Linked DNA regions of Mus musculus: regions 1, 2, 3, 4 and 6 are each linked to region 5. The links are chromatin loops, found by intact Hi-C in ENCODE. Cell type or tissue: heart. All regions are shown on one strand.

The links. Hi-C counts contacts between places; a loop is a spot of excess contacts. Peaks named below come from ENCODE experiments on the same cell type or tissue, not always from the same donor. Only the 100,000 strongest peaks of a DNase experiment are listed, where the experiment ranks them.
Region 1: it touches region 5 in a loop (2.9-fold over the local background); 17 of 42 quality-filtered maps call a loop at or near these places.
Region 2: a loop joins it to region 5, with 7 times the contacts of the local background. A loop is called at or near these places in 19 of 42 quality-filtered maps.
Region 3: it touches region 5 in a loop (13-fold over the local background); 21 of 42 quality-filtered maps call a loop at or near these places.
Region 4: a loop joins it to region 5, with 2.4 times the contacts of the local background. A loop is called at or near these places in 2 of 42 quality-filtered maps.
Region 6: a loop joins it to region 5, with 7 times the contacts of the local background. A loop is called at or near these places in 17 of 42 quality-filtered maps.

What each region holds. Positions count from the first base shown.
Region 1 is chr17:44,734,541-44,739,540 of GRCm38, forward strand. It overlaps Runx2 (runt related transcription factor 2), which reads right to left and starts at 2,108. Exons shown (of 7, transcript NM_001145920.2): 1 at 693-2,108. The coding sequence starts at 1,094. RefSeq lists a promoter at 1,863-5,000 and a cis regulatory region at 2,999-3,007. In heart, a CTCF peak has its summit at 1,908; DNase peaks (open chromatin) are centred at 161, 691, 1,221 and 1,801; H3K4me3 peaks cover 3,776 bases; H3K27ac peaks cover 2,082 bases; H3K27me3 peaks cover 3,171 bases.
Region 2 is chr17:44,453,125-44,458,124 of GRCm38, forward strand. No RefSeq gene overlaps it. Among named protein-coding and RNA genes, the nearest start is that of Runx2os3, 110 kb to the right of the region's middle. In heart, a CTCF peak has its summit at 2,737; no DNase peak of the experiment used is centred here; H3K27me3 peaks cover 2,091 bases.
Region 3 is chr17:44,258,965-44,263,964 of GRCm38, forward strand. The region is part of intron 4 of Clic5 (chloride intracellular channel 5); the gene reads left to right. Among named protein-coding and RNA genes, the nearest start is that of Clic5, 73 kb to the left of the region's middle. In heart, CTCF peaks have their summits at 494 (motif pointing left) and 3,042 (motif pointing right); a DNase peak (open chromatin) is centred at 3,013; H3K4me3 peaks cover 310 bases; H3K27me3 peaks cover 872 bases.
Region 4 is chr17:44,148,887-44,153,886 of GRCm38, forward strand. It overlaps a transcript of Clic5 not described here. Among named protein-coding and RNA genes, the nearest start is that of Clic5, 37 kb to the right of the region's middle. In heart, CTCF peaks have their summits at 2,413 (motif pointing right) and 3,505; no DNase peak of the experiment used is centred here; H3K27ac peaks cover 1,182 bases.
Region 5 is chr17:45,249,683-45,254,682 of GRCm38, forward strand. Gm41582 (a long non-coding RNA gene) reads right to left here. Exons shown (of 3, transcript XR_876811.1): 2 at 4,080-4,239; 3 at 2,948-3,192. Among named protein-coding and RNA genes, the nearest start is that of Gm41582, 11 kb to the right of the region's middle. In heart, CTCF peaks have their summits at 1,974 (motif pointing left) and 3,973; no DNase peak of the experiment used is centred here; H3K4me3 peaks cover 409 bases; H3K27ac peaks cover 435 bases; H3K27me3 peaks cover 488 bases.
Region 6 is chr17:44,741,792-44,746,791 of GRCm38, forward strand. It overlaps a transcript of Runx2 not described here. Among named protein-coding and RNA genes, the nearest start is that of Runx2, 7.6 kb to the left of the region's middle. In heart, a CTCF peak has its summit at 2,198 (motif pointing right); no DNase peak of the experiment used is centred here.

The sequences.
Region 1 (5,000 bases), 520 kb before region 5:
CCGGCGGCCCCGCCTTCCTCCAAGTAACGGGAACCAGTGCCGGCCGAGGAGGGCGCGAATGTCCCGTCTGTCCCCGCTCTCCCGCGTCCATCCCCAAGTTTACTGAGCACTCTCAACCTACGCTCCTCGATTGGCACCTCATCTCGCCCCAGGCGCAAGCGCCCTCCGGTGCTGGCACCCTGCAGGCAACCGGGCCAAGCCGGGGAGCAGCCGGGAGTGCCAAACGGCAACCAATCCGGGAAAGGGACACCTAGTTCGGGGTAGAGGCCTGCGTCTGCAAAGGGGAAAGCGGGAAGGAGCGCACAGAATCCCGGAGAGGAGAGGCCGGGATGCCCGTGTGGAGTGAGGAGACCCCGGGAGAAGGGGGCGGGAGGAAGCTTGCAGCTCACAGTGGGCGCCTCGGGGCGTCTGGGGGCCCAGGAGTCTCACAGCAGGGAAAGAGGCAAGAACCGCGCCTGGAAGACTGAAGGATGAAGAAGCAAGGGAACCTAGGCTTACATGGTAGTGGGCGCACAGGTGAGAAGGGGGATCTGCTCGCGGTGGCCGCTGCGGGGTATGTAGATCAGAGCCACCTCGGTCCCCTGAGTGGAGCCACCAAGGCTGGAGTCTTGGAGGACACCCATGGGCACCGAGACCACGGCGGGAAGGTTCCATGGGGCCGGGCCAGGATCTGGGGGTGACCAGTCTCTTACCTTGAAGGCCACGGGCAGGGTCTTGTTGCACCGCCAGTGCGAGGGCAGCACGGAGCACAGGAAGTTGGGACTGTCGGTGCGGACCAGTTCGGCCGGGTGGTCCGCGATGATCTCCACCATGGTGCGGTTGTCGTGCGGCGGCCTCAATCGGGGCACTGCGGCCGCCGCCGCTGCTGCCGCCGCCGCTGCCGCCGCTGCTGCTGCGGCCGCCTCCTGCTGCTGCTGCTGCTGCTGCTGTTGTTGCTGTTGCTGTTGTTGCTGCTGCTGTTGCTGCTGCTGCTGCTGCTGTTGCTGCTGCTGCGCAGCCACCACCGGGCTCACGTCGCTCATCTTGCCGGGCTGCAGGCTGCTGGAGGGGGGGCTGAAGCGCCGGCTGGTGCTCGGATCTACAGGAATACGCATCACAACAGCCACAAGTTAGCGAAGTGGCCGGGGGAGGGGGAGGAGGGTGGAAATGGGGGGCGAGGAGGAGGAAATCGAGGGGGTGGAGGCGAGACGGGGGCGGAAAGAGGATGGAGGTGACGGGACAGAGGAGGTGAGAAATCAAGTTCGAGGAAGCCGTGTGCCGGGCGGAGTCTGCTGGGGGCCGGCGACTGGAGACCGGACAGAGTCGGGGTAGCGGGTGGGGACACCCGAGAGGCGCGGATCTCCACCGGGAGGCTTGGGAGTCCCTGGCGGTGGCTGCAACGAGCGGGACGCGGGGGCGTGTTTGGCCCAGCCGCCGCAAGGGACTTGAAGTTAACAGCTTGCAGTAGGGGCCCCTTGGGGCACCGTGTCCTGGGTGCGCTGGCGCCCCGCTCCGGGTTCCAGTACGGTAGTGGAGCCCCGCAGGTTCAGCAGTCCATCTCGGCGGTGCGTGTGGCTCCTCGCTGTCCGCCACCGCCAAGCAGAGCGCGGCTGCCCAGCTCGCGGCGCCGTCGCTTGCCCGCGCCGCCTCCTCCGCCTCCTCCTCCGAGGCCGCTGCGCGCTCCCCGCGCCGGCAGCGCGCTCCGAGTCCTCCGGCCGCCGAGTCCTTCCTTTCCCCGGCTTCTCCTCTCGCCCTCTCCTTCGCCGCCGTCTAGCTCGCAGCCTCGTCTCTCCTGCTCTTTGCAAAGTGCCCCGGGCCCCCCTCGCGTTTCAAGGTGCCGGGAGGTAAGTGGGGGCGGGGGGAGAGCGGATCTCGGGGCGACAGATCTGGAGCCTGCGGATCGCAGCCGCTGCCGCCGCCCGCCGGCCGCTAGAAGCGCCGCTGCGCTCGCTCGGCGCCCGAAGCTGTAGGGAGGAGGTCCCCGCCTAGGACATCGCCGCCTGCGTCCTCGGCTCCCCACTTCACCCTCAGGACCGGGAACCACTTCTCGGTCTGACGACGCTAAAGCTGAGAAGCGGGAGAGCCTCAGGCTGCTCCGACTGGCGTTAATTTTTCGTTGTTAACTTCAGGAGAGGAGGAAGGGAAATTCTCAAGTCTCCACGTTGACTTCTGAGCACTCTTCACCCTGCCCCCAACCCCACCCCACATTGGTTGGGGCGGGGGGCAGGTTTTTACAGGCTTCGGGAGTGCCCCCCCTTAGGTGACACCAAAATGGGTGACAGGAGTGTTTGTCAAAATAGTTTTAGAAACTCTAACGGATGTCTGGACACTTTTCTTATATATTCCTTCTTGTCATTATTGGAGAATAAGGATGGGTTGCTTTTTTAATAAAAAGAACTAAAAAATGACAGCTTGGTAATTAAAATAAGTTGTAAGTTGATAAAATGCTTGCTGGGAAAGGGGGAATACACAGCGGTTATCCATTCATTTCCCAATCTTTTATTAAGTGTAGTCTTCGTCTCAGACTAAGTCTAGTGTCTAACTGTCTTTCTAGCCACTCCCCACTTTGGGGGGTTAAAAATAAAAAGTTTAAAAAAAAGTTCAGTAATTATTTATTTATGTTTTTGTTTCCCGGCGTTATGGGGGGAGGCGATTTTGGAATCCCCAAAAGATTGTGGTTGAGAGATGAAGGAGTGCGGGGAGCGGCAGCAGTTTTGTTTTTTTTTTGTTTGTTTTTTTTTTTTTTGTTTGTTTTTTTACCTAAAATGTGGTTTTTGGAGGCTGGGATTTCTAATGATTAGGTTTTTGTGGTTTATATAGACACGACTCAAACTGAGGCGATCATTATACTGATGGGAATCAGAAGCACGTGGGTGTCTCCGACCAGCCTCAAATTCTGAGCCTTCAAAACAAATCAAACAACGTGCGGCGGCGCCCACAGAAGCCGGGAAATCCGCCGGAGGCTGATACACCCCAAGAACCAGGCAGAAGCAATATCGGGCTGGCTCACCTCTCAGCGTGATGTTCTGTTATATGTCTTGCCTAACCTATTATTTTAAAACTTCCAACGCTTCCAAATAGAATCATTTTACCAAAATCCCCGGCGATTCGTAACAAGGTAGTTGACGCAACTGTGATTTGGTGAAATCAATGAAAAATTGGGAGTCGTCCCCTAGGAGGACTAAAGAAGAGGGCTAGCTGGGTAACATTTCTCACCATCCGTCTTATTTAAAGCTCTTCACGTAGCCATTAATTTGGGGCTTTTACTGCTGGGGTGCAAATGCCTTCCAAATTCAGCAAGGGACCTGTCATGACCCTCCCTAGCGCAGTTGCCACTCTCTGACCTTCCCTCCCCGCGCGCCCAGCAGGGCCCAGAAAAGGTACCCGGAGCGCGCAAAAGAGGTTGTTTGCGCCTCTTTGCAACTCGAGACTAGAAAATACAAAAAGTGGATCGCTGTGCTCAGATGGTCTGGGGACCCGTGCTCCTGTGCCTGAGAGGCGCTCTGGGGGTTGAGGAGTGGACAGAGTTGAGTGTGACTGCTTGCTCTCTCACAGGCTAGGGATGATACTGGGGAGCACTCCTGTGCCCTCCCCCTTTGAGTCACTGCTTCTGCCTCCCCTTTCTGCTTGCACCACTTACAACTATGCAAACCCCCCCCCCCCCCGCCGCCGCCGCCGCCGCCCACGTCCCATGTCGGTCTTTCCTTGTCTCTTGCTCTCTTTCCGGATTCTTCCACCAGTCCTCCCTCAGACTTGAGTCACCTCCCTGAGCCACTCAGTCTCCCTCTTCTTCCACTGCCCGCTCCTCTATGCCACTACCTGTGGCGCCCACATCTCCCACCCGACTTCCTCGTAGCTGGTGGCCTCTGTGTCCCTAGCGCTCACTCCCGATATACATTACAGGTGGAGCGAGTTACTGAGCTGTCTCCTAAGGGTGCTACTTTAAATATCTTTTTGATCACAGGGGAGAGCTCTAAGCCTGAATACTGCCTCACCGCGTGTGTGCGCTCCCTTGCACTAATCGCCCCAGCCATAGACGCCAGCCTAGAAAAGGAAGCCAGGCTTCCTAACCCATCTAAGAGAGAAACTGCACCCAAACTAACTTGTATCCTCGCAAATTCATAACCTGACGTCATGACTCAATTACATACCTACCCCTCCTGCCCTTAGTGGGACAGCTTTCTTTAGTGGCACAGCCCACAGAGATGGCTTGCTTTCATTGCCCCTCATTTTAAGTGTTGGGAACTGCAGAAGAGCAGAGAGTCCCCAGAAATCGATAGTGTCGATAGTGGGAGAGGGTATTTTGTTCTCCTCCCAGGAAACCCACAGAACAAGGGACTTCCACAAACTGACAGAACTGAGAAACGGCCCATGTTTCAAATAGGGGCTCCCAGAGTGGGGCTTTTTCCAACAAGAAACTCTACAGTCGTTTGAATATAAGAAATCCTATCTTGGGGACCTTTGCTTTCCCGCCATTGCTGTTTAGTTACCACCACTCCATGCTCCCCCTTTTTTACTTGATGCATAATGAGACATGCAGGCCTCAATGGTTGGGGATTTTAAGGGCAATTTAATCAATGGTGAGATTATTTATTTTAATTAATCATATCCGGTAATTCAGCTTTATAGCCTTGCTGGGCATCCTCCCTCCATTAAACATTTCAGTAGAACTAATGTAAGCAGCTCTTGGAAGTTCCCAGTCTTGGATCCCTTAAAATATCCTACAGTTATTTATAATGTGGAAATGAAATTTTCCACTGAATGCCCTACCAACGGCTCAGGTATCTGGATTTCAGTCTGCTTTCAAGAGCGCTCTTGCTCTCAGCTGGAACTGGCGTGGTCTTTGCTCTGAACATTAAACTTCAAGTAGGAAACATTTCCACAGCCCCTTCCCTCAAACTTCCCCTAGCAGTAAAAGCATAGGAAAAAAACGTGGGGGCTTTTGTGTATGCGTCCTTACTGCTGCCATGAAATGCTAAGTCTCTTAGATTTTTTTTTTCCTACGTGAAAATGTTCTAACC
Region 2 (5,000 bases), 800 kb before region 5:
ACAAGATAGGGAAGAAGCCCACCTGTCCATCACATAGTGAGGACAGAGCAGCAGGAAGCTGGCATTCCCCAGCCCCACAGGACTATTCTGGCACAAAACCCCAGCCCAGGATTTTGCTTGCTGCTCCATGACCACATTCTCTATTCTGGGGTCTCCTCAATGTCCTGCTGATTCTGAAATAGTATGGAATAGTGGGGAGCCTCATTCGGTCAGTGATGGACTGTGATGCCCCACAGCTCATTGTCTGTGGGCATCAGGATGGGAGGTTCAGCTCTACCCAAAGGAACCTTCAGAGATCTGTTAACACATTAGAGACTTTGACACAAGTCAAACAAGACCCTTGACTTTGTTCCAGCAAAGAAGTTCTGGGTGAGCAAGTATGAAGCAGTGTGGGTCTGCATCCCTCCCCACCACTGGGATGTGAATGTGCTGCTGCAGAGGTGAAACAGGGAGACGCTAGACTGCATTTACCCTGCGCCTCTGCTGTTGGGGTGCTGAGCTCAAGCAAAGGGCCAAGACACCACTCAGGGGATGAAAAATGCAGCCTAGGATGTGGGAGACCCAGGGGCTCCCAAACTCCTTGGTAAAAGACTTGGGGGCCCTTGGCCTGAGGACTACAATGAGGCCGGTGCCGGGTGAATGGGAACTCTGGCTTAGCTCATGGGTGGTTATCCTTAGCTTGGCAGTGGTTGTCTGGGAGAACAGAGGGGCCTTCTGCAGGAGGCTTAGATGGTGCAGCTTGGTAGTGGAAGGCCTTCTCCATGTTCTCCACGGTGGTTCTTGATGAAAGAGACAGTCCTTGGCTTCAAACTGTTTATTGCTTGGTCACCATGGAAAATGGATGCATACCACCTTCTCAGGGTGGACCAGAGATTAAATACCTTTTGCAGGAAGGAATGTCTGGGAAGGGAAGCTCATTGGCTAAACCCTCAGAGCCTCTAGATACCTCATTAGCATGGAGAACTCTGTTCTGGGCTACCTGACTATGTGGGGAATCATGTGTTTCAGGATAGGTATTTGGTAGGGAGCACCTACTGTTTCAGGTGGGCACTTGGGTGCTAGGGTCTCAGACCCACTCAACCTTACTAAGTTTCCTGGTACAGTCCATTGTCCCACAAAGCAGAGTTGGGTTTATTAAGACATTTTTAACAGAGATTTTTAAAGACGGGCGTTAAAAGGAAGCAAGGCACTTGAGAAGTAAAGATGCACTAGAAAGCGTGGGTGTAGCCTTCTCAAGGAAAAGCCCCAGCGTGAGTGCCTTAGCATTAGTCATATACATCATATTGGAAGTTCTCATTATATCTCAAAAGGCTCCCCCCCCATTTTATTTTCTTGCTTTCTTTGATGAACGAGAGGTAAAGAGACCCTAGAAATGCCTTGGATGGCGTGACAATTTGATAAAATGAAGCCAGGAGCCACTATGTTGCACAAGGGGGTTGAGATGTATAACTAACTGTAAAGAGAGGTTCTAGTAACTAGGCCCTGGTAGTACACACCTCTGATCTCAGCGCTTGGGAGGCAGAGGCAGGTGGATCTCTATGAATTTGAGGCTAGCCTGGTCTACAGAGGAAGTTTCATGACAGCCAATGCTACACAGAGAAATCCTGCCTCGAAAAGAACCAAAGAGACAGAGGGGGGCGGGGGAGAGGGAGAGAGGAAGAGACAGAGTGACAGAGACAGAGTGACAGAGACAGGCAGGGACAGGGACAGAGACAGATTGATTCTAGTGAGATTCCTAGAGAATAGCAGAATTTCAGCTGAGAAGAGTGAAAGGCCTGAAGCAAATGTTAACTGTGTTGGAATTCTTGATTCTCAGCTGGGCAGAGATGTATTCTCTTTTGTTCCTATGTCCCTATAACTTTCCCTGTCACTCTGTCCTTCCTCAGTTACCATAAAACACATATGGCTCTTTAAATTTAAGCAAAATTGAAATTATACTTATATTAAAGTTAAATAAAACTCAATCTACTTCCCCTGACATACCATCCCTGCCTCAAGAGCCAGTTAATAACATGTGGCTAATGAGGCTGTGGGCTGGTCAGCACAGGTAAGGGGCACTTTCTCATTGCAGAAAACTCTACTGGACAGACCACTGTGGACACAGCCACTTTTATAGAGGTTTCAGGCCATAGGACTGATCAGGATATAGAGGTATTCTCATGTCACTTGACCTATGGTCTGTGAATTATTGAGGACTCCAGACCAGACCAACTCTGATTCCGTTTCCACAATGAAATCAAAGCCATATCACCTCCTCCCTGATATGCACAGCCAGAGGACGAGAGCCTGATAGAAGGACCACCTGTCCCTACATGGTCCTGTGATTTCCACGACCAAAAGCTCTAAACTCATCTACCATGAACATTTATGAATTCCTCTGTCGCAAGAGAGAGTTCTAAAGAGAGAGGCAGAAGAAGGAGGTCCCTGCCCAGCTTCTTTTCTTCACAGCTGTGTGCCTTCAGGGAGCAGCTCTCCCTCTCTGAGAGACTCCTCGTCCTTTGAAGTTCTAACTCTCGATGCTACCCAGCACCCACATAGCACTGGGAAATGTGTCTTATCTTTCCTAGGTAGAGTGATGAAGAACAGTTCATCGCAGGCAAAGCTATAGTGGGTCTGGCAAGGGATATCAGCTTGGCCAACCCCAGGTGAGTGTAAATGAACAGACAGGCTCAGCTGAGCTTCTCCGGGCAGCAGCGGGGCTATAGGGTGCTGTGTTCCACACAAGAATCCAGCAGAGGGGGATGTTGCACAGAGGCAGCTTTCTTTGAGCTAGTCACTGGGAGTGTGCAGACTCTGAGGGGAGGAAATGTGTCTTTTCATCCTTTCAGGACCCCCAAATGCACCCTCCACTCATCGTGATTCGTTGGGTTGCAGCTCCAAGCCCCTGCACAGGTACAGGAAAGCCCCTTGCGATCTTCCTGTGCATTTAACCTGAGGAATTGTCCCTTCCCGCTTGCAAATGACAACACTATTTTAGCTGCTGTCGGAAGTTGGAACCTGGCAAGATCAACAGTTTTAAAAGACTCCTTAACCCAGAGGAGGTTTCCCCTTCCCTGCCCCTCCCCAGTCCTCTCCCTTCCTAGACATCAAGGACTGAGATCATCTGCAAAAGAACGAAAAGTAGAGTTCTGCTTTCCTGGCCCAACACCCTCACCCTTTCCTTTTTTTTTTTTTTTTTCTTTTTTCTTTTTTCTTTTTTCTTTTTCATGTTGACAGTGATGTTTAAAATCTTTCTCTTCAAATACAGATTGGCACCTGGGTCTGTAATCTCTCACCATCTTCTGAGAGTGACTGGGGCTTGCTCAGCCTTTGACACAAGAGAAAAAGTGCATTAGAATTTCCGACTTCTGTGATTTCTCCCTTCCTGTTTCCTATTGAAGGAGAGTGTAGCATTAGAGGGAGAAACCCAGAGAAAGTCCCCCCACCCTCACCTCCGCCCCCACCCACCCCCACCCACCTCCACCCCTGCATCCTCGAAGAAAAAGAAGACGAGAGGGTGAGTCCTTTACAACATCTCAATAAGAAGCCATGGACACGCTATTTATCTTGTAATGTCCTTTTGAAGATGTAAGGACTCCTGATTTAAAAGGCAAGCCTGCATCTAGTTTCTCAGCATCCCCCAGGGCCAGCCTTTCTCCTGGGCAGAGAGGAGAGGATGGAGAAGGGCTGAGAAGAGAGGCCTCTGAAGTCACAGCTTCCATGGGAACCAGAGGCACCTGCCCTGCTCTGTGGTCTCAAAGCAAGCCAAGAGCTCATGAGCTGGATGTTGGTGAGAAGGGGCTCATCCCCGTCATGGGGGAAATTCTCAAGCAAAGTGTGGTATAGTTGCTTCAGTCTACCTTGGTGGGGATTTTCAAAATATTTTCTAAAGCTTAGTAGTTTTTGGAGAACACAGCCACGAAGTATTGAGGAACAAATAGTCATAGTGTTCATTATGAGATCCAGGGGGCAGAAAGAGAAGCATCCCGGCTTTGAGGGCAAACTGGCTTAAATCCCAGCTTCAACTGAAATAAGCAGAGACAGCTCACCTCGATCCATCTTCTCTAGAATACAAGGATGAGTGGTATTAGGCACTCTTCTTATTGCTGTGGCAAAAACAAAAACAAAAACAAAAACAAAAAAACAAAAAAAACCAAACCTTACCAAAGCAACTTAAGGGAAGATTTGATTTGGCTTCCCAGTTCAAGGGAACACAGTCCATCATGGCAGGGGTGGGGTGGGGGAGTCATGGCAACCAGAGCTTGAGGCACCTGTAACATAGTGTCGTTATGTTACATTCTAATGTTACATTTGAGTGTGTGAAACATCAGCAGAAAGAACTGAACGCTGATACTCAGCTCACGTCTCCTTTTTATTCAGCTTGGGGCCCCAGACCTTCCAACAAATGGTGCCACTCATATGCCCAGTGGATCTTCCCATCCCAATTTCCCAATCTGGAAAGCCTCTCACAGATATGCCTGCATTTCCTTGGTGATTTTTAATGCTGTCAGTTTGAAAATCAACATGGACCATCATGCTACTTTTAGAAATTCATTGGAATTTCATTGGCCTAAGCTGGGTAAAAGTACTAAGTGTTGTGGCCCCTAGTATGATAGGCACTCAGGAGGTGTCACCTGACATCATGGTCTTGCCAATGAAATTGTGCTACAGTTCCTTCTGACTTTTGTGGTATCAAGGTGTCCTGGGTAGGTTTTTGTCAACTTGATACAAACTAGAGTTATCTGGAAAGAACTTCAATTCAGAACATTCTTCTACCTAGATCTCCACACATGCACGTCCATAGATTATTCTCCCAATTAATGATTGATGTGCGGGAGCCCAGCCCACTGTGGGTGGTGACATTCTTGGTGCATGAGTGATATAAGAAATCAGGCTAACATCACACCTACAGTCTAGTGTCTTTGGTACAGAACGCTATTCTGCAAGCTACCAAATAGAAACGTAAACACCAACTCAACCACAAATGCTTTGATCTACAATGCTGTTCTGCCTGCAAGAAA
Region 3 (5,000 bases), 990 kb before region 5:
CCCATGATTTTCTTTTTCAACAAACAGAGAGGATGGCAGGAATAGTTCCAGCATCGCCTGCGACTTTAGCATCTTTAGCTGAATGTCCCCACGAGGGGAGCTACCTAAGGAGATACCTAAGCAATGGGTCTGAAGTAAGCATTAGGGTTCCCAAGCCATCACACTGCTACTACTCATCCTGATGGTGCTCTGCAGAACAGGGCGTGTCTCATCCACGGTCATCCCCAGAGGCCGCCTCAGCCCCTAGCTTGGGACACGTGCTCATTCAGACTCCACTAAGAAGGAGGTGGGGAGCTGGCTTCATAGGTTAGAGCATTTACCAGTGCTAAGTTTGTATCCTCAGATACCCGTGTGAAAGAGCAAAGCATGGCAGGATGAGCCTATACCTGCACCCCTGCGGAGTGGAGTCAGGAGCATTCTGAGACCTCCCAGGCCCTCTGGCGTTGTCTGCAGTAAAGCAGAAAGTGGTAGAGTAGAATCCCCTGACGCCCCCTTCTGGCCTCTGCATGTGTGCACATGGATATTCTCAAGTGCACACATAAACGGACATACCCCACACATCCCTTCCCTTCCATCCCATCCTGGGAGCTGTACAGAGTGCTAGAATACAAATAGAACCACCAGCTATTCCAGCGCCTCCATGTACTGATAAAGGGTATGTTTTCCTTTGTGTAATAGAAACCTGACTACAGGAGCTAAAGCAAATGTTTCTCCTCTTTGACTCAGCCAGACCTCCGAAGCGTGTTACTGTTCACCATGCCCTGTCCTGGGTGTTCTCCATAATGTTTATTAGCACGTCTTAGCAGGAGTTTGCTTTTCTCATATGACAAGTACTTGAAAGAACAGCATGTCTCAGGCTGACGTGACAGCTTAAAGAAACAGTGGACTCAGGTCCTCGGAGTTCCTGGTTCTCCATCACTAGTCTGCGGCTCTGTGTATGCGTGCACATGTGTGGATACATACACATGTGTGTTTGCCTTTCTTTATGCATGTTCTATGGTAGGAGTATGTGAATGTGCAGGTATGGCATCCTTGCACACACACAAAGCTGGAGTAGCATGTCTGATGTCTTCCCTTCTCACTACACCTTGTTACCTTGAGACAATTGCTCACAGAACTAGAAGTTTGCCCTTTCAGACAGAGTGGCTAGCTAGCCCTGGACTTCCAGAATATACCCATCTTTGCTCCACCCCCACCTCTGTGCTGTGCTGAGATGAGGTATATGTTGGGGATTTGAACTCAGGCCCTAGTGCTTATATCCATGGAGCCATCTCTCCAGGCCCCAGTGTGTGTCTTATATCTTCATCTCTCAAAAAGTCACTCTATACTGCATCTGAGTTTCTGGCATTGTCTTCTCCAGAAGCCTGGAGCTTACTCGCTACTTGTGTCTCATTAACCAGAGCTACCTGAAAAGGTGGCAGTCTGGGAAGATGGGTCTTTTTAGCAGGGCACTCTGCTATCCTAGGGAGGGGCAATATATGGGAATTTTTTATCAGTAACAAAGAAGAGAAGAGGGAGTCTGTGCATGTAATCCCTTTTCAAGTTAAGTTGGTTGTCCCATCGTCCCCCGATGGTGAACTCTCTGACCCAGCCACAAAGATACGTCGTTTCCATGTACTTTTGGGTTAGTGAAGTTTGCCAGACTTTAGGAGACAGAAGTAGGATATCATGCTCAGAATTTGTTGCGTTCTCAGTTCAAACGTCAGAAGGCGCAGTCTCCTGTTGTAAGAGTCATGCAACACGCATGGGTAGATGCTCCTCAAATTACAGGAGCAGGTGAAGCATAAGGAAATTACTCCAAGCAAGGCGGGGCGGGGAGGCTGGGTGTAGTCTGAGTGCACCTGAGAAATGTTGTGGCAGTATCTATCAAGGCTGCCCTATCTTGTGGTGAGCACGAGGAAGGCTCACTGTGGCCAGACTGTGGCTAAAGAGTTATAAAGAACAGATCAGGCAGGTGATGGTGGCCCACACCTTTAATTCCAGCGCTCGGGAGGCAGAGGCAGGTGGATTTCTGAGTTCCAGGCCAGCCTGGTCTACAGAGTGAGTTCTAGGACAGCCAGGACTACACAGAGAAACCCTGTCTTGAATAAAGAAAGAAACAAAGAAAGAAAAAGGAAACCACTCAATGAGGACTGAGGGAGATGCTCCGTGGGAAAAGTGCTTGCTGGGTGGACATGAAGACCCAAGCTTGGATTCCCAGCACCCACATTTTTAAAAAATGTGTCATTTCACCGCTAAGGAGGAAGATGCTGGGGCTTGCTGTCTAGCTAGTGTAGTCAAATGGCTAAGCTTTGGATTCAGTGAGAGACACTGTCCTTAAAAAGGAAGGTGAGAAATGACTGACTGAGGAAGACTCCCAACATTGACAGAAACATTGCAGGCCCAGCTTCACCACGAACCCAGACTTCATCATCTATGAGGAACCAGGAAGTACCAAACGTCATACACACTAGACACTGAACATAGGCAACTGAGAAAGAACATATAGTGTATTCATCGAATTACCCAAACCAGACAAGGGCAGTGGAGGGGCGGTGGCTGTTTCAACATCTGCCAAGGTCTCTCATGCAAAAGATGTCGCCATTGGAGGATGAAGCAAGCCATAGGGAATGGAATCCCTTGGTATAAGTGCTCGTGGTGAGAAAGACAGGTGAGCAAGACCCAGGTTGATGCAGGAACAGATAACCAATATAATGAGCGTCTCTCTGGGCAGCTCACCCCTTAAGTTTGAACATCCATGATAACCTAAACTGTCCTCACACTTAAAATTCACCGTTTGTAAAGTAACTGTAAACATCTCCTAGATTTCTCCCCGACTCAGTCAGCCTTGTGCACGACACTGGCGGCATCAGCTGCCTCAGTCAGCAGTTATGTCATTCCTTCTTTAATATGACTGAGTTTTACAGCCATTTATGACTTTCTTGGCAGCCTAATAGGAAACACACACACACACACACACACACACACACACACACACACACACGTTCCTACTGAAAAGGAAGGTAGTCTCTCTGCTTAAGGCCAGAAGGTGGCGCCACCGCCCCATGGCTGAAGTCAGTGCTGGCCACTAATCAGGAACATAGTCTCTCTCTCTCTCTCTCTCTCTCTCTCTCTCTCTCTCTCTCTCTCTCTCTCTCTCGCTCTCGCTCTCTCTCGCTCTCTCTCGCTCTCTCTCTCAGTCTCGCTCTCGCTCTCCCTCCCCTCCCTCCTTCTCCCTTTCCCCCCTTTCTCCCTCCCTCCCTCCTTCCCTCCCTCCCTCCCTCCCTCCCTCCCTCCCTCCCTCCCCAATCCTGCTTCTTCCACCACTAATAAATAAACATGTGTGAGGCTTGCATGGTACAGGTTGTATGGAGCCCTTAATTTGAAGAAGTAAAAGTGACATTTTTTTTTCTCTTCGAATGTACTGTGGCTTTGAGGAGATTTACAAAAATATCTGCACCTGGAACTTGTCTATATCGTCAATATCATCCTCCAAAAATGTATTGTATGAGCAGCATGCTGAAATTGCCCCAAATTCCTCACCACAACCATGATTTAAACACAGTAAAACAATCACCAAAGACTGTGTCATTTAAATACAAAGTGTGTTTGTGCTGTTGGGTACTGTCCACATAAATGTCTGCTAATAATAAGCTGGCCTGTGGAGCTAGATGAAAAAGATCTTCTCTTCAAAGCACTGATTCCTCTATAAAGCTCAGAGAATTGGCTTCATAGAGAATGTGTTTTCCTTAAAGGAAAGTCCCCTGTTTCCTTGGGGACATATCCGAGAGGGTTCTGTTCACTCTGTGACTTTGGGGAGGGGACCCATAGTGTCCAGCATCCTAAATACTTAAGGGGATCATTTTATCCTTCATCCAGGGAAGAATTTCTTTCCAGAGCAAAGAGTTCCCACCATGGCAGGAGGAACTGCAGATTCCCTATTAGCCTTTTGATCCCTCCCAGGCATGGCAGGGACCTGGGGTGAGGGCCATGGCATCTTGCTTCAGTTTGTCTTCTCGACATTTGAATTTAAGCCACTGTCTGGAAATGGAGACTGGGGCATTGCTTTCCATAGATGAGTTCCTGGCTCTCCCAGAGCTGGGTTTGACTTGTTGAGACACACTTTGCTGGCCAATGGAGCTTGCCCAGGGGTATTGGTCTGATGGTAGTTGTGGGCTCAAATTCTCCAAGGGATCAGACCAAGAATGTTGAACACTGACAGGAGAAAATAAGGCCTTAGGGATGATTCCAGACAATGGTAGGTTCGACTCTGAATGCATGAGTCATCCTCCAATATCCCCCAGGATCCCCCTTGTGCCCAGGATAGTTCTAGTGTTCGAAACTTTCCTTCCCACACCCAACCGTCTGCCTTGAGTTGACCTCCAGTAATAATGATCCTAAGTTAGATCTTCTGCTAGGTCCTTACTCCGCTTCAGACCCTGCAGAAGTTGCTCCGACAGCAGCCAGGAAACAGGCATTGCTAACAGCAGAATTCAAGGCAAGTTATTCGTGAGTGACAGACATGTCATGGAAGGTTGTCACCTGTTGCATTGGACCCCCAAAGGCAGCCTGGTGCTTGGTTCTGACACCCCTGACCCAGGTTCTGCCTTGGTTCTGACACCCCTGACCCAGGTTCTGGTTCTCTGTCCTTTGTGGACCCTGATGATGTGTGAACATAGCCAGAGGCCCAGATTCAACAAAGGAAGCTACCACCCCTCCAGATAAGCCCTTTCCTCTCTTCTAAAATCCTGTTCCAGCCCTGACCCAGTGGCTCTGAGGACCTCATGCTTTGTGAGTCAGAGAAGTCATCGGAGACCTCTCACTTTACCCGTTGGGTGTTCTCCTGTGGGCGGCTGAACCCCACAGTCTACCTGTTTCCCATTTGACCCCTTACTCAGATAACTTGACTAAGGCTGAGTCCCTAACCCTGTACAGTGACTACAAACCTTAGGTGAGGCTTCACTGGAGGCAGGGAGGGACCACACTGGCAACCACAAAGATGAACCTCCTAAAAGACCTCC
Region 4 (5,000 bases), 1.1 Mb before region 5:
AATAATTTCAAGTTTATAGCTCTAAGTTATTAATATTTAGTATCAGTTATGTGCCAAGTATTAGGTTGCTGAGATTGAAAAAAAAATCTATGAGGGGCTGAGACGATTACTCCATAGACTTTCTAGTCTAAACGTTACTTTGCCACAAACTAGAGTCACCCGAGAAGAGAACTTCAAGTGAGGAATTGAATAGATCAAATTGACCAGTGGCATATCTGGGGGGAGGGGTGGTGTGTCTTGATTATTACTTGATGTAAGAGAGTCTAGCCCACTATGGGCAACACCATTCCCTAAAAAGGAGGCCCTGAACCACATAAAGAACCAAACAAATAAGCAAGAAGGCAGCATGGGTGCACATGCTTCTCCTTGCCGGTGCATGTGATGTGGTACTTGGCGGCTTGGTGGGATTCATGCCTTGACTTCTCCAAGTTAATAGTTAGCTAAATAAACTATTTCTTCCCTAGGTTGCTTTTGGTTAGGACGCTGTATCACAGCAACAGAAATGAACCTAGAACCAATGATAAAGTGCTTACCACACAAGCAGGAGGAACCGAGTTTTATCTCCAGCATTCATGTTAAAATATGGATGGGGTGGTGTGATTTTGTAATCCCAATGTCAGGGAGTTAGTTGGAGATGGGAGAATCCCTGAGGTTCACGGGTCAGTTAGCCTAGCTTACTAGATAACCCTACCTGAGGTTCACAGGTCAATTAGCCTAGTTTACTAGACAACTAGCTCAGTGAGAGATTCTAATTTTAAAAACATGGAGGATGGCTCCTGAGGAGCAATGCCTGGGGCTTACCTCTAGTCCCCACGCGTATGCCCATTTTTGTGTAGAATAAACACACGCACAAAATACACAAGGCCTTACCAGCATTCTCTATATAAGCAAGAAAAGGGACATTTCTGCCCCTGGCTGAACAACACAGTACAAAGCAAAGGTGAAAAGGGATTTCTCCAGAAGGAGTAAGAAGCCCAGGAAATAAACATTATAGAGAAATCCAGCTGGAGAGGCAGGGGGAAGGTAAAACAAAGCCGCAAGAGTCAAAGGGTGTTTGGGAATCAGCAAATAGTTTTGAACATGTTGGAAAAGTGGAGAGTAAATGGCACTGAAAAATCAACGTTGGCAGCAGGCACCAGCTTCAGAGGGCCAGATGACAGAGGGTGAATTTTACCTTGTGGAGTCACTTGATTACATCTGCACACAAGTATCCCAGACATAGGAAGAGAGTGGAAGCCGGGGAGTGACTGCCTCAGGTATCTCAGGTGGGACACGCTAAGGGCTGTGATTCCCATGAGGAGTAAGGAGACACTCCAGGAAGGATGGCATTGAAAGACGTTACAGAGGGAGAACTTCAGAGTTGGATGCAGACAGTCCTGTGGATTCACACAGCATCAGCCAGGGAAGACGTAATGCTTTGTGGAGTGGGAAGGGCTTCGTCCCTACTACTTTTTGAGCCTTGGACTATCTGGGTTGATCTGGTATGTAGGCAGGCATATGGGCAGGGAATTTCAGAATGGATAGGGAAGCAGGATCCTTTAGAAGATAGAATATTGCAGAATGCTTTTATGATATTTTTTTTCCTAAGGAGGACAAATATCTATTCATCCCAGACCCGGGGGTGGGGATGGGGTGGGGGCATACAAGTGACAGAATAGACAAATGACTCCACATGAGTTTGTCTACCTTGGTGAACCAAGTCATTTCCTGGAGTTATTTGCAGAGGTGGGCTGGCTGAAAGGCAGCTGCATCCTTGAGAAGCCCACCACAGCACAGGTGGGCAAGTGATTCATTCAAAAAAGCTGCGTGTCTGGAACCCTGTGCCCAACCTGTAGGCTACCCCATCAAAGAGCATCCACTCCCATGCCGGTTGCTTTTTAATTATATATCTTGGAGGGAGGGATTTAGTGAGCCTTGTAACTTCCTATACTTCTTGGCCTCAAGTCTTGTGAATTTCTATGGCTTCCCATGCCATATTAGGCTCCCCACCAAAAGAGAATTTTTGAAAATATAGCCACACTGCAGGAAATAGGGCTTTCTCAGGATGGTGTAATGGGATGGCTTGTACCAGCTGTGGAAAATAGGAAGTGAATTCTCTGGGTTCTTCTCTCTCTTTTTTTGTTGATAGTGTTGATTGTTTTAATTCTTAAAAAAATATTTTGTGTGTATGGATGTTTGGTCCGTGTGTATATCTGTACAGCAGGTGCATGCAGTGCCCATGAAGGCCAAAAGAAAGTGTCAGATCCCTGGAGCTAGAATTACAGCTGGTTGTGTCCCATGCAAGTGTTAGGATCGAACCTGCATCCTCTGGAACAGCCATCAATGCTTTGAAACACTGAGCTATCTCTCCAGCACTACTAACATTTACATTTTATTTTAAATTTTATGTTTGTGGGAGTGTGTGCACATGAATACAGTTGCCTTCAGAGGCCAGGAGGGGGCAGCAGAGTCCCTGCAACTCCAGCACTCTTGAGGTCTGAGCCATCTCTTCAGCCCCCAAGTACCACCCATCTAGAGGGAACATGTACACTATAGTTGGGGGGGGGGCGTTGAAAATAGAGACACTGGACGAATAAAACTATACCCATGGATTGACCTAGATTCTAGAAGAGTATTCAATAGCAACAAAGACTTTTCAAGTGTGTTTGGTCTGTAGCAGTGAGCCACCGAGGACTTACATCAGGCAGTTATAAAGCCACGGGTATGCCAGGGGAAGGGCAGTTTTGGCTACAGTGGGCTTAACGGCCTTACCTTGGGTAGGGAAAGGAAACTCAAGCAAGGCTAGGCTTACCCAGCTTCTCATTTCAGATGGCTTATGGGTTATGGGAATGGACTCTAAGGAGTCTTCATGAAAAATCAGTGTGGGGAATATCATGATTCACCTACCCCCAGACAGACAGACCCCCAACAGACAGACAGACCTTCCATGCAACAACCCTGGGCAGTGGAGTATTCTTTATTTGAAAAAGAAAAGGTCTGATTAGGATCTGCCCATTCAGGCCCAATCACTTCCCAGCGAGTTTTTCTCTGATTCTCGAGCTCACAGCATGGTATCCTGATCTATCTCATGACGTGACGTGGTATCTACTTCTTAGAGGTTGTAAACTACCCAGTATCAGTTCAAGAGTTCTTCAGGGCAAGGTCATGGAGTGGAATTTGCCTATCCCAGGGTAAAGTTCTCCCCAGCCCGCTGAAGTAGTTGGTCCCAGCAGCCATTGCGTACCGCTTCTAAAAATAGACACAATATAAAACACCAGCTTCCAGGGCGGCAAGAGAAAACATTTTGTCAAGGGCAGCAAGGCAGAGTGTGACAAAGTGTGGCCTGGTGTTTGCAACACTTCAGGGGACATGAGTTCCTGGAACCTGCAAAATCTGCTCTCCATTAAAGTGGATTTACAAGGTGGGAAGGAAGGTCACTAGACATTGGAGGTTACCTTAGGGGAACCCCTTATTTCTATGGAAGAACCCAGCGAGGCTGTACTGCACCACAGTCCCACCAGGATGCTTCTCCCTTGTGGTGACTTAGCCTCCAGTGAGCCTGTTTGAGGGTGCTGTTCTCTACAGCTAAGCAACACTTCCAGTGGCTACTTCCTTCTCAGCCTGGATAGGAGTTTTGCTGGCGGTCTTTCTGGACTCCAGAATGTCAGGTAGTGCCAGGGCATGGATGCAGCCAGGCCAGGCTCTGAAGTCAGTGTGCTGAGCTGCCAGTGTGCTGTGTCTGCCACCTTGCTCTCTCCTAACTTTTATTCCTCTTATTTGTGTATTGCCCCTTTTGTATTTGGTGGCCTGTCTCTGGTTCTTCCTCTTCTTCTCCATCTCCTCCTCCTCTTCTTCTTCTCCTCTTTCTTCCTCCTCCTTCTTCCTTCTCCTCCTCTTCTCATCCCTCCTCTACTTCCTCCTCCTCTTCCTCCCCCTCCTACTCTTCCTCTTCTCTTCCTCTTCTTCCTCCCCCCTTCTCCTCCTACTCTTCTTATCATCATCATCATCATCATTATTATTGTTTGTGTGTATGCTATATGTGCATGTGTGCAAGTGTGTGTGTGTGTGTGTGTGTGTGTGTGTGTGTGTGTGTGTGCAAGGCCTATATTGGAGACAAGGTCTCCTCACTGAGCCTGGGATTAGAGTAACAGCTCTAAGCCTCAGCTATCCTCCTGTCTGCACTCCTGCAGCCCTGAAATAGACACCTTTTTATGTGGGTGCTAAGATTCAAACACAGGTCTTCATACAACCAGTGTTCTCGCCACGGAGCTATCTCCACAGTCCTAAAAGAAGACCTGCTAGGGTCTCAGAGAGTTTTGTTCTGTAACTTCTAGGTCTGCTCTGAGACTTGTCAGTTGTCTTCATCTTAACTAAAACTACTCTCATTCGACATGTGCTCCTCTCCCACAGCTTCCCATATCTGAGCTCTGGGGAAGAAACTGGGAAGGCCTAAGCCAGCCTACCTTCTCTTTAGGGTGAGCCAGAAAGAAAGGACCTGATGCTGTCCTAGGAAGGTCCTGATGCTGTCCTAGCCAGACCTTCCATTTGGAGGCTGGGGTCAATGTCAGGCTTCTGGAGTGCTGCTTAAACCTGAGAGCTGCAGTCCCTGCTGCGTGGTGGCTCATTCTTTTAAAACCTTAAAAAAAAAAAAAAAACTTTCTTCTTTTTAAACTTTATTTTTTGTTATTTTAACATGCATGTAGAGGTCAGAAGACCATTTTGTGGAGTTAATAGTCCTTTCCTTCCATCTTTAGATCGGCTCTGGGGAGCTTAACATTGTCAGGCTTGCATCCTTGGGTAGGAAGTGCTTTATCCACTGAGCCATCCCACCTGTTCCCAAAGATGCCCTTTGTATTGATTAAATTCCTTTACCTGAGTCCAGGCCCCGTGAGGGATAGCCAGTTCCAAACCACAGCTTCTCCGGGGCCAGAGCTCCTCCCTGCCTCCAGAGACCCCTTTGGATGTACAGGCCACGGTGTTTTCTGTCCTCTGTCATCAGTTGCTCCCAGAGCCTTCAAAGC
Region 5 (5,000 bases):
ACTCATTTGATATTTATAGTGATAATTTCATGCTGTGTGAAGTTTACCCACAAAAATATTCTCTAAGAAGGACTCTCTTCTAGAACCATCTCAGTTGCTATGGTCCCTGCGGGTAGACAGCTTGGCCTTTTCTCCAGGCTCCTGACGTGGTTACAGACAGGTGAGGTTGGGGGACTCTGGTCTGGGTCCCCCAACACTGGGGCTTTCCAGGATGGTTGACAGTGGTCTATTACAAGGGAACTGGGCTCACTAGTCTCTCAACGCCTGCCTCTGGGGTTCTTAGGCAATGGAGCTCAGCTTGTTGAGGGCCGACCTCCATCCCACCACGATGCCTGCTCCGCTCCAGAACCAAACGTTTCCAGAGCTTGAGCAGTCTTTCCGCAACAGGCCATGTAGGATCTGGCGTGTTCTCTGTAGCCCTGGGTGGAAACTCACATACGTAGAAATGTGTGAGCCCAGCTGGCAGGCGATAGGCTCTCACACTGTTATCCCTTTCTTAGCAATAATGTTTAGGTTCGGGAAAGAGATCCAAAGTATATAGGAGTCCTCCTGCTGAGTAAGGGCTCCAGGCCCCACCCGCTGCGGCTGGGGCCACTGCTGTCTCCAGAGATGTTATTACACCAGCACCGGTCACGCACTGGACACAGGAGTCTCTCAATGTCCTCATTATGTGCCCTGTGCTCTCAGGTCGTGTAATTCAGCTGTAAAAATTTGCCCCTGGCTGCACCTGGCCTAGGAGTGGCACAGAGGGGTGTGTTTATTTTATTTTATTTTTTGAGTTTGCTGTTAAAAATAAATTTAATTTAAAAAAAAGAGGAAAAGACAGCTCAAGACGGAGACTATTTTAATTTGAGCTACGAAGGGAAAAGCAAGGGCAGAAGGGCTGAGGCTCTGGTGGTTTTGCTCTGGTGTGTCTGTGTGTGCACAAGTGTGTGCTTGCACAGGCGTGTGGGCCACACGCATGCGCAGACACAGGTAAGGCTTGTTGTTCCTGTAGAACTAAAAGCCAACTTTGTTTATTAGACTGAGATTTTCCAGATCGTTAAGTTGTGATGGAGCTCGGCTGAAACTGAGCAATATCCCTTTTGAAACAGGCACACACACAGGTACACACGTGGAAAGCAACTGAGCCGTTTCAATTAGTAGCAGCACCGGCAGTAATTAACTTTAAACGACATTTTTTTTTTTTTGGTGCTTCCCCCACCCCCCATTCCTTCCCGTAGTTGAGTAATTCGTGACCTTCTGAGTGAAGCTGGCTTCTGTCTACGGGTCTAGAAGGTTTGGTCTCTAAGCCAGGGTGTGGAGATGGAGGGAAAATAGGAAGGCCAAGACAGAGAGAATTCAGACAATAGGCGGATTCTTTCCCTGGGCAACCCTGTGTGGGAAGGAGATGAGATTCGGCAAGGTGGTCCTAGGATCTGAGTTAGCCCAACACAGCCTGGTCTGGCTTGTGGCTGAGAGGACCCACGTAGGGGATGCTGTATTCAGAACAGAAATGCCTCGTATTTGGAAGGACTTCTGGGGACAGGTGGGATGCCTACAGTTGATTACTCCTAGGAAGACAGATGGCTCTGGTCAGTGAAGGTGGAGATAGGGAGGAACCAACTGGACAAGACATTCTTCTCCCAGAGAGCTGAAGGTACAGAAGGCCTGGCCCCGACCACCAGTCTTTGTCTTCCCCGCTGGGGTCCACATCCGAGGATCAGTGTTCACCCTGGAGGCAAAGCGGGGACAGGAGTCTGCCTCGCCCCTTCTTGTCCTGTTGGCCCTGGCAGAGATCCGCGGCCACGGTGTGGAGACCGGAGGCCTCACATTGAATCCCGCCCAAAGGCCACCTACAGCAAGCATCAAACTCCCCCTCCACGCTGGTCGCCACGGTTACCCACTGGCATGGTTGAAATGGCTGTTGTGCCCACTCAGAAATCAGGCTCCATTCGACCCAGCCTTACGCCCAACTCGAGCGCCACCTGCTGTTTACAGGGGTCCCTGCGGGAAGACTCCAGCTGGATCCAGGAAGGGCTGTGGGGGAAAAGGTGGAGTTTGTCTGTCTGTCTGTCTGTCTGTCTGTCTGTCTGTCTGTCTGTCTGTCTGTCTTACAGCTCTAAGGATGTAATGTGTTCTGAGCTCTGATGGTTCCCAGCCAGTTGTAGGGCTTTGCTGGAAGGACAGACGGATGGCCAATAACATATGAGTCATGGACGGATGACGTATAGATGGCTGATAAATCAATAACAGACAAATGGACAAACAGGAGGGTCAGACATAAGGGACTGGATAAAAGTCAGGCTAGGATTCTGCCTTTACTGGATCGTCTGTGCAGCCAAGGGCAAGCTACCTTTACCTCTCCAAGCCTCAGTTTCTTTGTCTGCGATATGGGAACATATTTGCTTTAGAGGCTTACCATGAAGTAGGTCCCTCCAAGTTCCTGACCACTGAGGATATTTGATAAATATTAGCTGTTCTGTCTACGGCAGATGTAAGGAGACAGATGATGGAGGTGGTAATTAAGTTAGAGAGCAGTCGCATCTCTTCTCCTTGGTGTGTGTAAGGACACGGAGAGTGATCGAGGGATGGGTGAGCTTCCTGTTCTTACTTCCCATGCCCTGTGTGCATAGGTAGGAAGAGTCTGGGCTCTGTGTGGTGACCCTAAACCCTCACTCTTATTAAGGAAGCCTACAACGAATGTATTTCCATTTTCAACCTTGGGCGGAACCGGCTAATAATCCTGGAGGACAACCATTTCTGTTTGCATTTGGAAAGTACTGTAAGACAGGCATGCCCAGCGTGTGGCAGTCTTCATCCAGGTGGCAGGCACCCACTGTGGTAGAGTCTCAGGTCTCAGTCAGTAGGACCCTCACGAAGATGACTGCTCCAGCCCAATAGCAATGGCCATGCCTTGATGAAAAAATAAAAAACAAACAAACAAAAAAAAAAAAAAACAGGCTGGTATGTCTCAGACACGCGCCTAAGCGGCAGAAACGGGCAGATGGGATCCAAACCCTGCCTCTCTCGACATCCCCTTGGACTTGAAGATGCCATGGGTAGATTCTTCTAGTCTGTCTCTGTCTCCGACCCAACCAGAATCAAGTCTTCACACCAGCTGCAGACCCCAGCATCAATCAAGTCTGGATTCCTGCCAGTGGGTCATTGATTGTGTTCCCAGATGTCTTCCGGGTAGCTCCTGGCATGTGGCTATATTAAGAACATGAACGTGAACCATAACATTAACACTTTTTTTTACGCCGCCCCCCCCCCCCCAAGAAAGAAATACCACGAAGAAACTAACACTGGATCCAACCAAGGGTCATAAATCAATGTCAGTAAATTTATAAACAGATCGTGAATGTAAGTGCTTTTCACAGGGTTCACTGTTGTGTCTGTTGAGGGAGGGGCAGGAATTCTGAGAAGGCCCCTCCGTTCTGTCCTCCAGTCAGCAGCTGCTCGGGTGGTTTCAGAGGAGAAAGAGACAGGCCAAGCATTCAGTGCTGACATCCTGATGACCACTGCACAAGGCTCAGAGAACCAGCTTAGGTGAGCGAGAGTCCTGAACCCCGAGTTTGAACTGAGATCTTGAAAACAATCTCCCCCCACCCCCACCCCCACCCTGAACTACAATTATTTCTTTCGGTTTCTTTGTTTTCTTTTCTAAGTATTCAGCTCTTTACAGCTATGGTGAGTACTGGGCTGAACCAAGTCCTAGCAAAGGAAAGTCCTAGGAAACAGAGTGCAGGATTCTTCGAGCATGGTCTCCCTCATCCTTGGATGCTGCCCCAGCCTGTGTACTGAGAGTTCAAGAGCCCACCTATCCCACATATGGGTCCCCACCATGGGGATCAAGATGGGTTTCCCTCACTGTTCCTGGAACTTTAGCTCTGGTCCAACCCAGGAGCCGTGGGGTGTGCCTGCCCCAGCACACAGCCGGGTGGCTCACTGGTAAAGGGCAGGTGGTGACCCCTAACGTTCAGCCACGTACTTCACAGGTGCACCTTACAAAGTCCAGCCCTGCACATCCTTCCCCAGTAGTACATGGTGATGAAGTTAGCCATGCAGATCCTGTGCCTTCTAGAAGTTCCTCTCACCTCAATGCTGGAATGCATTTCCAACGGCCTGCATGCTTGTTCTTCCCGGGAGCCTTTTCAAACTGAATCTGCTCGCTGCGAGGGCGTGTCTTCCTTATCAACTTGACAGAATTTAGAGTCACCTAAAAGACACACTTCGGGATGTGTCTGAGAGTATCTCCTGAGGAAGAAAGATTCACACTGATTGTGAGTGCCACCACCCAATGGGCCTGGGTCCCAGAGCAAATAAAAGGGGGACAGTGAGCTGGGACCTGGCATTCATCTCTCGCTGTTCCCGATTTCCAGGGCACTATGACCAGCCACCTCACCCTGCAGCCACCAAGACCTGTCTTCCATGATAAACCACATACTTTAAAACCACTTTCTTTTATCAGGTACTTTTCCCCCAAAGCAACCAGAGAAAGAAACCCAGCTGTATACATTTATTGTTAAAGTTGCTTTATTAAAATTCTATCATCTTGTACCCCTAGCTCCTGGGAGTCCCTGGCCACTCCACCCTCTTCAGGAGGCTGCTAGGTTTGACAAGTCACCTCATATATAGGCAATACTACCCATGGGGTGGGGGTGGGAATCCCTTAGCCGACTGCATCTTTCCAAGCCAGCATTAAACAGGGATTTCGTTTATTTGAAAACTAAGCATTAAATATGTCAGGTGTAGGAAGTGAAATGTGACAGGACCAGTTCCACACACAGCTCCAGGTGTGTGAATCCCATTGATGGAGAGCAGAGCCAGCACAGCACAAATGGGGTCCCTGGTCTGTGGGAGGAAATTGCACCCCGATGGATCTTAGCTGACATTCTAACGGACATCCCATCAAGACCGTTAAACCCAGAGCGATCTGCAGTTCCTGGGGCTTGGCTTGCAGCTTTGAACTTATGGTTGGCTTCGGACTCTTCATCTTTATTCCTTGGGGTTTTCGT
Region 6 (5,000 bases), 510 kb before region 5:
TGTAACAATTTGCATGGCTGTAAAAAGAGATGAAATGTTCGCAGCGGAGGGTTTAGCATCATAAACCTCTCCTCATTGTTCTAGTTAACATTCCCGTGGGGGCATTTCCAGACCCTCATAAGGGTACAGTGTTGTTGTAAAGCGGTGATGCTTGCCATGTGATCCCTCAGAGCTGCATCGAGGGAGCTCCTGTGGAAGCTTTATGCCCTTAAAGGGGACTTACATTTTGGTTGACTAAAATACCAACTTCCTAAATAATATTCTCCTTACCTGAAGACCAAGATTCTAAAAATTAGTCTTACTTCATTTTCCACCATTCAGAGAAGTGAAATTAATTTTCCTTAATTAGCCCGCTGGCATTTAGGTGTTGGTTGGCTTTTGGTCTGTGGTGGCAGCAATGGTCAATGGCGGAATGATCTATATAAAAAGTTTACAGGGTTTCGTGATGAAACATATGAGAACCCCTAAAATTAAAGGTTTCCTGTGGGAATCCAATCATCTTATCAAATGCTCTCCTCTCACCCTAAACTCACCCAAGATGGCGCTGTTCAGTTCTAATCTCTCTGCTCAAGGCACCAAGGCCTCATTTTAGACCTAGAGATGACCAAATGTCATGCCCAAACAATGGGAGAAATGGAAACTATGACATCTTTGCTCCAAATAACAGAGTACAAAACCCACCATTTTCACCATGTCGGAAACTCCTATTACAATAGAAAGAAGTAGAAAAAGAAACCGGGTGTCAAGAATCCAAATCGTCCTACCAGCTGACTGTACGCAGGCAGTCCGTTACTATGAGTGGTGTTCTGCGTTGTGAGGTCTCACCCGCAGAAACTGCCTATCACGTTGCCACCTAAGATCCCCTGGAAATGGATTTTTCTCCTATCTAGCTAGGATCAAGTCCCATAAACAATGGTCTAGTCATCTCCTCCTACCTTTAGCGACTGTCCCAACACATCATTTCAATGGCCAGATCGGGACTGGGCGAGTGTCTGAATGGCTTCCATAGGCCAGCTGCAGTGCTGTCCTATGTGAGTTAATTAAAATATGGCAATTTTACTTTTTAGAAAGGTGGGCAGGTCTTTCTCCTGGTCACATTCCTATCGGAGCTTCTGCTTCCAGAGCCGTTGTTCTCCCTTGTAAGGTTCAGTTATCAACTTTCTGCCTCTCAGCTCAAAGTTCTCCCATTTCACCAGTTGTGTATCTGTGGCCCATTAACTATTTCTCATTACTAGCTGGCAATGATATTCCACTCCGAAGAGGATAAGGAAGAGACATTTCGGGAAGAAAGAATTTTTGGTCTAGTTCTCTTGTGTCTACAGCAAGTCTCTGCAGTCTAACACATGCAGCACACACACACACACATACACACACACACACACACACACACACACACTAAAGAGAGAGGGAAAGAATTACTCCAGACCCAAGTGCTACAGCAAAGCTCCCTTGTCCAGTGTTGCTGGGTGCAAGCAGCACATATCAACCAAAAGCAGTTAGCAGCCAGCCCCCCACCCTACACTATAGACCCTCCCATCTGCATTGTTCATAACAATATTCCTTTAAGGAACAGCTTAGTCCAGGTGCCTGCAGACAACCTTTCTGTCTTCCAGTATTCTAAGCTATGGAAGGTTTGCATCTTAGCTTTGCATGTACACAGGCAAGGACTCTTCCTTGGTTGCCCTGAGAATAGGAGATATTTTCTATTATTCCTCTTTCTTGCTCGCTTTCAGTCCTGAGGATTGAACTTTGTCCCCCACCCCCTAGTCATTACTACTTTATTGGACTGTATTCTCAGTTCTTTTTCCTTATTTTTATTTACTTATTTATCAAACAGGGTCTTGCTAAGTTACCCAGGCTAACCTTGAATTCTCTCCGTAACCCGATTAGGCCCAGAATTTGAGGTTCTCCTGCCTCAGCCTCCAGAGAAGCTAGAATGGTGGGCCTTTTCCACCAGGCTCAGCACTTGTTCCCTCTCCCTCCCTCCCTGTCTCCCTCCCTGTCTCCCTCCCTCCCTTTCCTTCTCCCTCTCCCCCTCCCTCCCTCCCTTCCTTCCTCCCCTTTCTCTGTGCCATTGTTTGTTTGTTCATTTTAGGTTTTTTTTAAAGATTATGTTATGTGTGTGATTTTTTTTGCCTATATGTATAAAAGTACTCTAGGTGCCAGCAATGCCCACAGTGGCCAGCAGACGGCATCAGACACCGTGGAGCTAGAGTTACAGGCATGCTGGAAATCAAACGTTGGTTCTCTGAAAACACTCTTAACAGTTAAGTCATTCCTCTGTCCCCTACTTTCTGTATTCTTTAGACTTCATTTACCTTTGTTAGGTCAATTCCTTTTTGCTCCAATCCCCTGATATTATCAGTAATTATTTAAACTTGCCTGCTCAAATCATTCTGTGGTCTTTCTTCACTGGACTTGGTTATGCTAAGGCTTTCACGTGATAGCCCCCAGCATGTCCTCAGCCACACTGGTTTCTACTTGGATTACCCCTTTGGGTCATATGAAGAGCACTCTAAGGACTACATCATATCTACTAGATGATTTATTTTTACCTATTGAGAAGCATAGTTAGGAGATATACATATTCAAGAGATGAAGATGCCAACAGAGGCAAAAGATGGGTGTCTTAAAACACAAGGTGAAACTACTTGGCATTTCTTCTGGAGTTCTCTTTCTATATTTCATAAAATCCTACAGCTCATGTGATAATGAAAAGATATATAATTATGGACAATAGTAAATGGAGACAGTTGGATGCATATGTGTATATAAATGTAGATGAATATTTGTGTGACATTAAAGATATAGAGATCATGAATTTAGGAGTGGGTGTACATGAGAGGAATCAGAGGAGGGTAGGAAGGGTGGTAGTGGTGTTGCAGTACTCATGCATGAAGCTCTCAAAAAGTAAAATAAAATAAAAATTGTTTAAAAAATACATAAATAAAATCACAGGCAAAAACTCCAAAGTTGACCTGTGTTCAGATCTGACAAGAGCCAGTGGCAGAGAAGGATATCTCAAGGGACCAGAAAGGCACAATGTTAGGTTCCAAGGAAAAGAGGAGCAGCAACATGTATACAATGCCTGGGTGCAGCTGAGCCAAGGACTGGGCAAGACTATAACTCAATTAAAAAATAAAGCTAGGGACTGGAAAGGTGGCTCAGCGGTTAAGAGCACTGACTGCTCTTCCAGAGGTCCTCAGTTCAATTCCCAGCAACCACATGGTGGCTCACAACAGTATGTAATGGGTCCGATGTCCTCTTCCAGTGTCTGAAGACAGCGATGGTGTACTCATATACAATAAATTAATACCTAAACCTAAAAAATGAATTATGAAAAAAAGAAAATAAAGCAAAGGCAATATGGGATTAAACAAAATAAACGGGTTGAATATTGCTAATTTTCTGCAAGCTCTTAATATGCCACATACATTTTCAATCTCCATGAGAGAAACGTAAAAGCAATGTTTAAGAGTTTAATCATTGCTTCCAAAGAAAGCTCAAGGCCTTGGAAGTATACAGAATTGTTGGTTGGTTGGTTGGTTGGTTGGTTGGTTGGTTGGTTGAATGCTAACTTAACTAAAGCAAAGTGGGAGGGGCTGAGTTAGAACATTAAAGAGGCGTCTGTAAAGGGATATTATGGAAATAGACAGCCATCCCTGTCTGTAAACTACTGTGACGTATTTGGTTGGGCTGTTTACATCAGTCACTCGGTCCTGGTACCATGATTCTCACTTGTGTACCTCTTCAAGGGAGGAAACTTATCGAGGCTGCCTCAAGAAGCCACGCCCCAACCCTTGCCCACATCCTATCCCAGCAGCCTCCTCGGTGGGGTGGGGCAGGAGTGGTTCTCTAGGTACCGCTGGTTTTAGGGGAAGGAGAAGTGTGAGATTAAGGTTGAGATTCCCCACTTGGTTTTAAATTTTTATACTTTGTTCATCGTGGGATTTTATGGTATCAAAATTGATTTTTAAGAATACTGGGTTAAGTCAGGCGTGGTGGCACACGCCTTTAATCCCAGCACTTGGGAGGCAGAGGCAGGCAGATTTCTGAGTTCGAGGCCAGCCTGGTCTACAAAGTGAGTTCCAGGACAGCCAGGGCTACACAGAGAAACCCTGTCTCAAAACAACAACAACAACAACAACAACAACAACCAGAAAAAAAAAAAAAGAAAAGAATATTGGGTTAGGGGTTATTAGAGATAGCTCAGCAGGCAAGACTGCTTTCCAGTGGTTCAGAACATGGGACCCGCACACACAATGAGTCAGTCACCCACAACTCAAGCCTCCAAATATAAATTTCCATGTGGGGACCTTATGATTATTTTTATGTCAGACTTCCCACAACGTGTCAGATTCAAAGAACTTTTCCAGAATTGAGCTGACTTATTCTGCTTAAAATTTATTATTCTCATGGCTACTGAAAGTATAGGTTGCATCTACTAGTTCTATTGAATCTAGTGTTTTTCTTCTCCTGTTTCTGACCTACCTCACCCCTCACCCTACCCCACCCCCACCCCCACCCCCATCCCCGCCCCGGTGTTTATCTTTAGTAATGTGATTATGCTGTGCTTGTAACTGCGTTATGAAACTTGATGAAGGTGTTAGATTTTAACATACATGTCATTCACAGTTTAATCCTGGTCTCCCAGGAAACTAAAAATTCTCTTCAAAGGCAGCTCCGATCCAATTGGACCATGGAAAATAGACTAACGAGAGAGTTATCAAAAGCAGGACCCGTGAGCAGCAGAACATAGCGTACAGTCAGCCTTGGAAAATGGAAAGGCTTTCAATTTTCAACTTTGCTTTGCTAGCAGTTACAAATGCAAGTTTAAAATGGCGAAACTGGAAGGAAATCCTTGGAGAGTTGCTTTGCACTTGTCACGGAAAGAAAGACATGAAGGGTATCAGTAGAAACAATCTATCAGTCATTCTGATTGCACATGCATGGAGAGAAAAATAAATTCATCTCATTCACTCCTCCTTGAAATCATTCTA